Regions from separate parts of the Mus musculus genome. Here regions 1 and 2 are each linked to region 3. The links are chromatin contacts, found by POLR2A ChIA-PET in ENCODE. All regions are on one chromosome and are shown on one strand. Each heading gives the region's core, a stretch centred on a gene start or an enhancer-like site at or near the end of the contact. The rest is flanking DNA. Distances are from core to core; before and after follow the strand shown. Region 1 holds the start of Kank3 (KN motif and ankyrin repeat domains 3). Region 2 holds the start of Slc39a7 (solute carrier family 39 (zinc transporter), member 7). Region 3 holds the start of Zbtb22 (zinc finger and BTB domain containing 22).

The links. ChIA-PET counts read pairs that join two places held with the same protein, here RNA polymerase II (POLR2A).
Region 1: POLR2A ChIA-PET joins it to region 3 with 11 read pairs in embryonic stem cell. The contact joins the promoter of Kank3 here to the promoter of Zbtb22 in region 3. POLR2A ChIA-PET finds 5 or more read pairs at or near these places in 5 of 5 experiments (Patski and embryonic stem cell).
Region 2: POLR2A ChIA-PET joins it to region 3 with 10 read pairs in embryonic stem cell. The contact joins the promoter of Slc39a7 here to the promoter of Zbtb22 in region 3. POLR2A ChIA-PET finds 5 or more read pairs at or near these places in 3 of 5 experiments (Patski and embryonic stem cell).

What each region holds. Positions count from the first base shown.
Region 1 is chr17:33,809,117-33,811,816 of GRCm38, reverse strand. It overlaps Kank3 (KN motif and ankyrin repeat domains 3), which reads right to left and starts at 1,294. Exons shown (of 11, transcript NM_030697.3): 1 at 1,252-1,294.
Region 2 is chr17:34,030,257-34,032,956 of GRCm38, reverse strand. It overlaps Slc39a7 (solute carrier family 39 (zinc transporter), member 7), which reads left to right and starts at 1,267. Exons shown (of 7, transcript NM_008202.2): 1 at 1,267-2,133; 2 at 2,223-2,391; 3 at 2,536-2,589. The coding sequence starts at 1,699. It overlaps Rxrb (retinoid X receptor beta), which reads right to left and starts at 1,145. Exons shown (of 10, transcript NM_011306.4): 1 at 734-1,145; 2 at 1-130. The coding sequence starts at 959.
Region 3 is chr17:33,914,763-33,917,462 of GRCm38, reverse strand. Zbtb22 (zinc finger and BTB domain containing 22) reads right to left here and starts at 1,287. Exons shown (of 2, transcript NM_020625.3): 1 at 1,190-1,287; 2 at 1-646. The coding sequence starts at 580. It overlaps Daxx (Fas death domain-associated protein), which reads right to left. Exons shown (of 8, transcript NM_007829.4): 8 at 1,873-2,120. The coding sequence ends at 2,061.

The sequences.
Region 1 (2,700 bases), core at 45-2,544, 110 kb after region 3:
CAACTTTCTTTTCTTTTTTTTTTTTTTTTCTTCGAGACAGCGTTTCTCTTTATAGCCCTGGCTGTCCTGGAACTCACTTTGTAGACCAGGCTGCCCTCGAACTCAGAAATCTGCCTGCCTCTGCCTGTGCTGGGATTAAAGGCATGCGCCACCACGCCCGGCGCCTTCAACTTTTAATCATCCTACCTGGACCTCTCAGGTAACTAGGATAATAGGCGCTTTTGGAAAGATTCCCTTTTGCTCCCCTAGAAACTGCAGGGAACCCAGGCCACATATCACCCTCCCAGCTCACAGCTGTCAGTTCCAGCCTTGGGAGTAAGGAGTGTGGTGGGGCAAGCCAACATTAGACTGCTACACAAGCCAATGCCTCCCGGAGTAGGGCGTGTAGCTGCCCTCATATCTCCCACACTGCCTGGCTATCAAAGTTAAATCCGGATCCCCTGCCTGAGACCCCCTCATTAGGCTGTCAGAGCTGAAGCCACACGCCCCCACACCCAGCCCTGGGACTATTTCGGGACACAGAGCTGCGATCAGTCTAGAGAGCTGTGATCAGGAGAGCTGTCATCAGGAAACCTGAAGGACAGGACACAGAGCATGCATACCCGAGGTCCTGAAGAAGTTATGTCTTACTGATAAGGCTCTAGGTGGGAGCCCTTCATGTTGGGATAGGATTCTCAAACGCAGGATGGGGGAAAGAGCTAGATGATGGCAGGACAAGGGGTCCTTGAATCATCACACACACACACACACACACACACCTCCCCAAACATACAGAACCAAGTCCGCTTAGAAAAGACAGGGCAGTTTCCTACAGGAAAAACCGCTGGGCGGTTCCATCCGCTGCTATTGTCAGTAGGTCCGGGGAGTGGGGGACATCCGTTCCTCCCTCCAACACCGTTTCCGTACCATCCGCCCACTCCACCCCACTGCAAGAAACCCATTCCCAGGTCTTCAAGCCAACTCTGGGGAAGGGTCCCCTAAGGCATCTAGGAGACTAAAATGCGCACAAGTTCCTCTGGTTAGGTCCTGGATGGCCATGTGGTGGCGATCTGCCTAATAATCTAGGGTCCCCCCTCTCCGGTCGGCTTTAAACCACCTGAGGCTCCCAATGTCCAAATGGTCACCATTACAGGACACGGCGCCCACCCCGTTGCAACGCACAGAACCCATAGAAGGGGGCTAAAAGCATCACACCCCTCCCGGACACTTGGGTCCACTGTTCCCCTCCAGGACTCGCGTGGTTGACTTTACCTGAATGAGAAGCCCCGGCAGCGCCCGCACCGCACCCGAGCCCGCCCCCTCGAAGCTCCGCACGGGTTATCAAGGCTTTCACCCCTAACTGACGGCTTTTTCAGCCAACCAGAGCACGAATCTAACCGAACTATCCAATTGTAAGACAGAGTGAGCCATCTGGGCGGGGGCAGGGTGGGGACCCGCCTGAGGGCGGGCCTACAGTAGAATCTGAGAAGATCAGAGCAGGGCAGTGGGATGCTGCTCAGCCAGCTACCTCTAAATCCTGCCTGGTTCAGGAGTAAGAAAAGAGGTTTCATTCACAGGACAGTAGGGAGCTACAGGAAAAATCTAAGCAAACTATTCTAATGGGATTTATATAACGAGTTTAATTCCTACTGTCTTGTTGAAGTCGTAAGAGCCTGGATCTTGTCCACCGCAGGAACTTTGCATATATTGTGCCACTTTAAGAAATATTATCTGGGGGCTGGTGAGATGGCTCAGTGGGTAAGAGCACCCGACTGCTCTTCCGAAGGTCCGGAGTTCAAATCCCAGCAACCACATGGTGGCTCACAACCATCTGTAACAAGATCTGATGCCCTCTTCTGGAGTGTCTGAAGACAGCTACAGTGTACTTACATATAATAAATAAATAAATCTTTAAAAAAAAAAAAAAAAAAAAAGAAATATTATCTATATGTGATACTTTCCTATATTTCTAAGTGTTCAATCTATGTGCCCCTGAAATCTATGTGCCACAAGAAAACAAAACAAAAAACAAACAGAATCCTTAGCACAGCCTTTCCCTAGTCATTATCATTGCCATAGCAATGGTTTATTAACTAAATAGCAATTTTCATTAGTAGAAAGGCAAGGTTACTATCATCACCCCTACTAGACATTTTAGGATCAGGAAACTTTTTATCCACTGCCTCAGGCATACACTAGTTACTTAATAAATGTCTGCTCTACTGGAGATATCTAACTCAATGGTACAGAACTTGTCTAGCGCACCTATCACAATAGATAGGTAGGAAGACAGACAGACAGAGACAGATAGACAGATGAAAATAATGTAAATATAATAGACACATACAGGTGTACTTATAAACATACTGAGATTATAGATCAAAAAATTGTCACAGAAATAAATTAAAATTACATTTGTGAAGGTCAGTGAGATGACTTAGCATGTAAAGGTTCTTGCTGCCAAACTTGACGATCTGTGTTTCATCCCTAGGACCATGTAATGCAAAGAAAGACCCAACTCCTACAAGTTGTCTTCAGATCTCCATAGTGTGCTATATACATCAACCTATGCACATACATACCATATATCAATAAAACTTTTTAGCTGGGCAGTGGTGGTGCACACCTTTAATCCCAGCACTTGGGAGGCAGAGACAGGCAGATTTCTGAGTTTGAGACCAGCCTGGACCACAGAGTGAGTTCCAGGACAGCCAGTGCTAT
Region 2 (2,700 bases), core at 18-2,517, 120 kb before region 3:
GGGGAGCCCAGTGGCGGGGGTGGCATTGGAGGTGGAGGTGCTGAAGGGGTAAGAGGTGGGCCAGGAGGAGAAGACGGACGGATCCCCTGAGAAAGGGGATTTGGGGAGGAGCTGTCTGGGCTTCGGGAATCTGAGAAGTGGGTACGTACAAGGCAGACACACACGGACAGGAGAGACAAGAAGAGAAAGTGAGCCTTTTGATCATCCAAATGGACACTTTAATTCTCCCTGACCCACCACAGCCCGCAACCCTGGAGTTCAGAAATACCAAGTGGCCAAACAACAATTTCACTTCTAATAGTCGTGAGAGGAGGCGGTTGACAAAAAGGGAGGCAGGTCAGGCGGGGCTACTGGGTCATCCCAAGCTGACCTCGGGAGGGGGGGCTGTGAAGCAGCACGTGGAGGTGTAGCAGCGAACCCCTCGTCCAACCCCAACTTAGAACATTCGGGGCAAAGAGTATGGCAGAAATACCCGGTCCCAGAGCGTAAGCTCAGCCTTCGAATGCCCAGAGTCCTCCAGCCCACGGGGAACGGTGTCCTTCCCACGCCCGAGACCGCGCACGCAGGCCCCGCCGCGGGCCCGAACCTGAAGGGCGGAAGCTCCCCCGCCGCGCCCCGCCCCGGGGGAGGGCGCTGGGCCTCGGGACGTCGAGGGCGCGTGTTTACAAACAAGGGGGCGGGAGCGCGGGGAGGGGGCGCGAGGGGCGCCGGCCCGGGCCCACGGGACACTCACCCCGCCCGCTGTCGCCCATCCCGTCCCGGCCAGCCTCCCCCGGCTCCGGCTCCAGGGCTTGCTGCTCTCCGGCCGCCGCCGCCGCCGCCGCGGGATCCAGCCAGGGCCGCCGCCGCCGCCACCGGGACGCGACCCCACAATGCATCTCTTTTCTCACCCCCACCGGCCCACACTGCCCCGCGGCATGCCGCGGCGGGAGGAAGGGCGGACGAGTGGCCCAAGACATGACGCCCGGGCCGAGGGCGGGGAAGCCGGAGAGGCGCCAGGGACGCGCAGGGGGGACAGCGGGGGACTCGGGGGCCGCGACGAAGCCGCGGAGGCGAGCAGGCCGCGGCCTGTGGCAGCGCGACTCAAGAGCCGCGCTCGGCTCGGCACTGAGATGACAGCACCGGCGCGGCCGCCATCTTTGTACAGACGGGAAGTCTCGCCTTGAGCTCCCGCCCCTTCGCCGAGGTGGAAACGGAGGAGGCGGTGCCCGCCAGCCCGCCGTCCCCTCGGATAACCCCCCAGCTCTGCGCATGCGTCCTGACGCCGTGGCCGCGCCGCCCTCGGGGCGCCGCCATGTTGGTAAAGGTATCGGGGCGCAGGCAAGAAAGGGAGCTTCCGGATCTCGCGGGAGCTCGAGGCGTGAGTGCCACGTCCCAGCAAACCGAGAACCGAGAGGATCCCGGAGCCGGTGAGAGGTCCCTGCTGCTCCCTTACGGCGCTTTCCAGGCCTTTACCCCAACCAGTGGGCCATAGAGACGCGGGCCCAGAGAGACCGTAAAGTTGCTGATCAAAGGCTAGAGCGGTGTCGGGGGTGGGGGGCTGCATCCAGGAAGGGTGTTGGGGATGAGGTGGACCGGCCTTGGGGACAATGTAAGAGCGGAGCAAGTAGTATAGAGGAAGGGCTTCAAGGGACGCGGATCCCGAATAGGTAGATTGAGAGTCAAGTCGAGTCGTCTCTTGTTCCTCCGGTCAGCGTGATGACCATGGGCCTGCGGGCCCCCCACTGGGTGGCTGTGGGACTGCTGACCTGGGCGGCTTTGGGGCTGCTGGTGGCCGGACACGAGGGTCATGGTGACCTGCACAAAGATGTGGAAGAGGACTTCCATGGCCACAGTCACGGGCACTCACATGAAGATTTCCACCATGGCCACAGCCACGGGCACTCGCATGAAGATTTCCACCATGGCCACGGCCACACTCATGAAAGCATCTGGCATGGGCATGCCCACAGCCACGACCATGGACACTCACGTGAGGAATTACACCATGGCCATAGCCATGGCCACTCCCACGATAGCCTCCACCACGGAGGACATGGACATGCCCATCGTGAACATAGCCATGGGACTTCTAGGGAGGCTGGGGCTCCAGGCATCAAACACCACCTGGACACTGTCACCCTCTGGGCCTACGTGAGTCGCCAGGGGATGTGGGGAAGAGGGACTGGTTCTTAATCGGTGGGAAGCTCCATCTTTGCCTTCTGATTGTGCTTCTCCACCAGGCACTGGGGGCCACAGTGCTGATCTCCGCAGCTCCGTTCTTCGTGCTGTTCCTCATCCCAGTAGAATCTAACTCTCCCAGGCACCGCTCTCTGCTCCAGATCCTGCTCAGTTTTGCTTCCGGGGGGCTCCTGGGTGATGCGTTCCTCCACCTCATCCCGCATGCCTTGGGTAAGTAACTTGTGGGCTCCGCCTCAAAGGCTTAAGCGGTTTTGTTCTTTCTCTTTAATGATCCCAGATTTTCCGGTTGTCTTCAAACACACATCCCCTGAGCCAGGCATTCCCTCATCAAGCCTTTTCTCCCACTTCCCGCAGAACCTCATTCTCACCACGCTCCAGAGCAGCCTGGACATGGACACTCCCACAGTGGTGAGAAAAACCAGGGACTGGTGTGCTGGGAAAGGGCAACCTCTCCATTCCCATGCTTCGCCTCTTACACTTGAGTCTGCGTCTCCCTTCATGCTTTACTGCCTCCGTTCC
Region 3 (2,700 bases), core at 38-2,537:
TATGGGAACGGACAGAGCCTACGGTGGCAGGGGCGACAGTGCCCCCATTCCCTGATGGGACACTGGCACAAGGGACAGAGACAGAGGGGGCTGCAGCAGTAGTGACAGTGGTTGTAGTGGCTGCGGATCGACCCTCCCGAAGGAGTTCAGTGCACTTATCCACAATGTGCCACATCTGGAGGACCGACCCCACTGTGAGGAAGTTGACAATGTCCGCAGCAGCCATGCTGAGGCGGCCCGTGTAAGCTGAGGCCAGGACAGTCTCAAAAGCGCCTGGGTCCATGACGCTTGGCAGGGAAATGGAAGTCATGCCTTTCAGTAGGACCTGGTCGTGGAAGTAAGGAGAGGAGGCAGCCAAGACGGCCCTGTGAGCGCGGAACTCCCGTCCCTGCACGCGGATGGACACATCACAGAGCTGACCCTGGAGCCGCTGCTGGTTGAGGGATTCCAGGAGGGCACTGGTCACCTCAGGGAAGGACACGTGTACCACTGCAGCTGCCGGCAGAGGCAGTGGCGGTGGAGCCAGTGACAGAGGCAGTGGGAGTGTGGCCCCACTGGGTGACAGAGCAGACGGCTCCATGCTGTGGAAGGAGATACCCCCCCAGCCACAGGAACAAAGGAAAGAAGAGGGCGGCCGGGGGGGTCTCTAGGGAAAAAAAAAAAAAAAGAATAACAGCATTTTGAAAGCATCACTGATTTTAAGCCATCACAGTATTTAAAAAAAAAAAACAGGTACCCCTGTCAACCCCATGGTACAGACGGGGCAACTGAGGCTCACTATTAAGTAAAACATCCAATCAAACACCACCAAACCGCAGCGCTAGCAAAGAAAGTATTCCAAGTTTAGTACTCTCGCTCCTGGGTCAGGAAATAGGGGGCTCTCAGGGAAGGGGCGTCTATCCTAGTCTACGGCTTCACTCTCAAAAGAACGCCCCCTCCTTGGTGTTGCGTACCGATTTTCTTGGGGTGAAGGGGTGTTCTCCACAGTTCTCAAGCTCCTCCCCCTAGAGCCCCCAGTTGATCCCGACCCCGCCCCTTCAGGACCCTCCAGGGCTCCGCCCCCTGGATCCCCGACCCCGCCTCGTGTTTGCCCCCGCCCCCGAACCCCGCCCCCCAGTCCTCCCCAATCGCGCCCTCGGACTGTTCCCCAGCCTGAGGGGGGCCCCCAGCCCCGCGCGCCCCCGCTTACCTGGCCGCGCGCCCCCGGGCCCCCCCCCTCACTCCGCGACCAGAGCCGCAGCCCCAGCCCCTCCCGCCGCCATCTTGTGCCGACTCCCTCCGCCTTCCGCCTCCACTCCGCCTCCCGGACCTGCGACCTTAAAGGCGCAGGCCAGCACCCCTCCTGTGCCGCTGGGCAAAAGTCGACCGACAGCGACACTTTTCCTTTAAAGAACCGGCGCTTCATTCCGCCTTAAAGGTACCAGGTCCCGTCTGCGGCTGAGGACTCAGGAATTGGTTTGGCCGAAACCTTCGTTCCCCTTTAATCCGACAAGCCTACCTTGTCTCATTGACCAGTGCTGGCTTCCGCTTCCCAGGCTCCACCCCGAGCTCTGGACGTTAGCTTGCTCGCGGGATCTAACAGCCCTTTTCCCAGCATATGAGAACCCCCCAAGCCCCGCCCCCCTCCTCCAGGCCTGGATTGGCCAAATCACCTTGAGTCAGCCCCTGATTGGCCTTTTCACTCAGACCGCTCAAAACGAGAGAGGAAAGCTGCTTAAGAAGGCTTCCGAAGCACTTATCTTTAAAAGTGCCTAGGGGAAGAAGGCTCAAGGAAGGGTTAAGGATGAGGACGCCCTAAAAAGAGAGCCAGGATAGAAAAGGCAGATCCAGGTGACAGCTGTCACAAGAGAAAAGGCAAAGTAAAGGAAAGAATACAATAAAAAGAAATTCATTGTTTATTAATGTGTCTGTGTAAAACTTAAAACATTTTGATTTTTTTTTTTTGTCAAAAGAAACACCATCAAAACGGGAGGAGCTCTGTCCATCTTTTACTCCATCATCTTCCAACAGCCATACAAAAAACCTTCTGGATGCAGGGAGCACGGGGAGCATGGGGCCTGCTAATCAGAGTCTGAAAGCACGATGATCTCCTCCGGGTCGCACTGTGTGGCCACACTGGTCTGCAGACAAGTCAGAGGAGAAAGAAGGGTGAGCCAGGCATGGCGGCTCACGCCTTTAGTCCGAACACTCAAGAGGCAGAGGCGGGCTGATATCCGAGTTTGGGGCCAGCCTGATCTACTACATACAGAGTTCTGGGACAGTCAGGGCTACATAGAAAGACCTTGTCTCAGAAACAAAACAAAGCAGGATGGAAGGCTGGAAGATGGCTCAGCCACTAAGCACGCAGCTGCTTTGCAGAAGACCCGAGTGTTGTATCCAGTCTCACATGGCGGCTCTCTGCCTTCTCCGTGACTCCAGATCTATAGGATCAGACGCCCTCTTCTGGCCTCCATGAGCACCAGACACAAATGTAGCACATAGGTATGCATGCCAACAAAACACCTATTTACATAAAATAAGTCTTTTTTGTTTTGTTTTACATGGTCTCACTATGTAACCTTGACTGTCACTGGGTAGACTAGACTGTGGCCTTGAAGTTAGAGAGACCTGTATGCCTCTGCCTCCTGGTTGATGGGGTTAAACCTAAACACACACACACACACACACACACACACACACACACACACAGCCAGTCTTTGA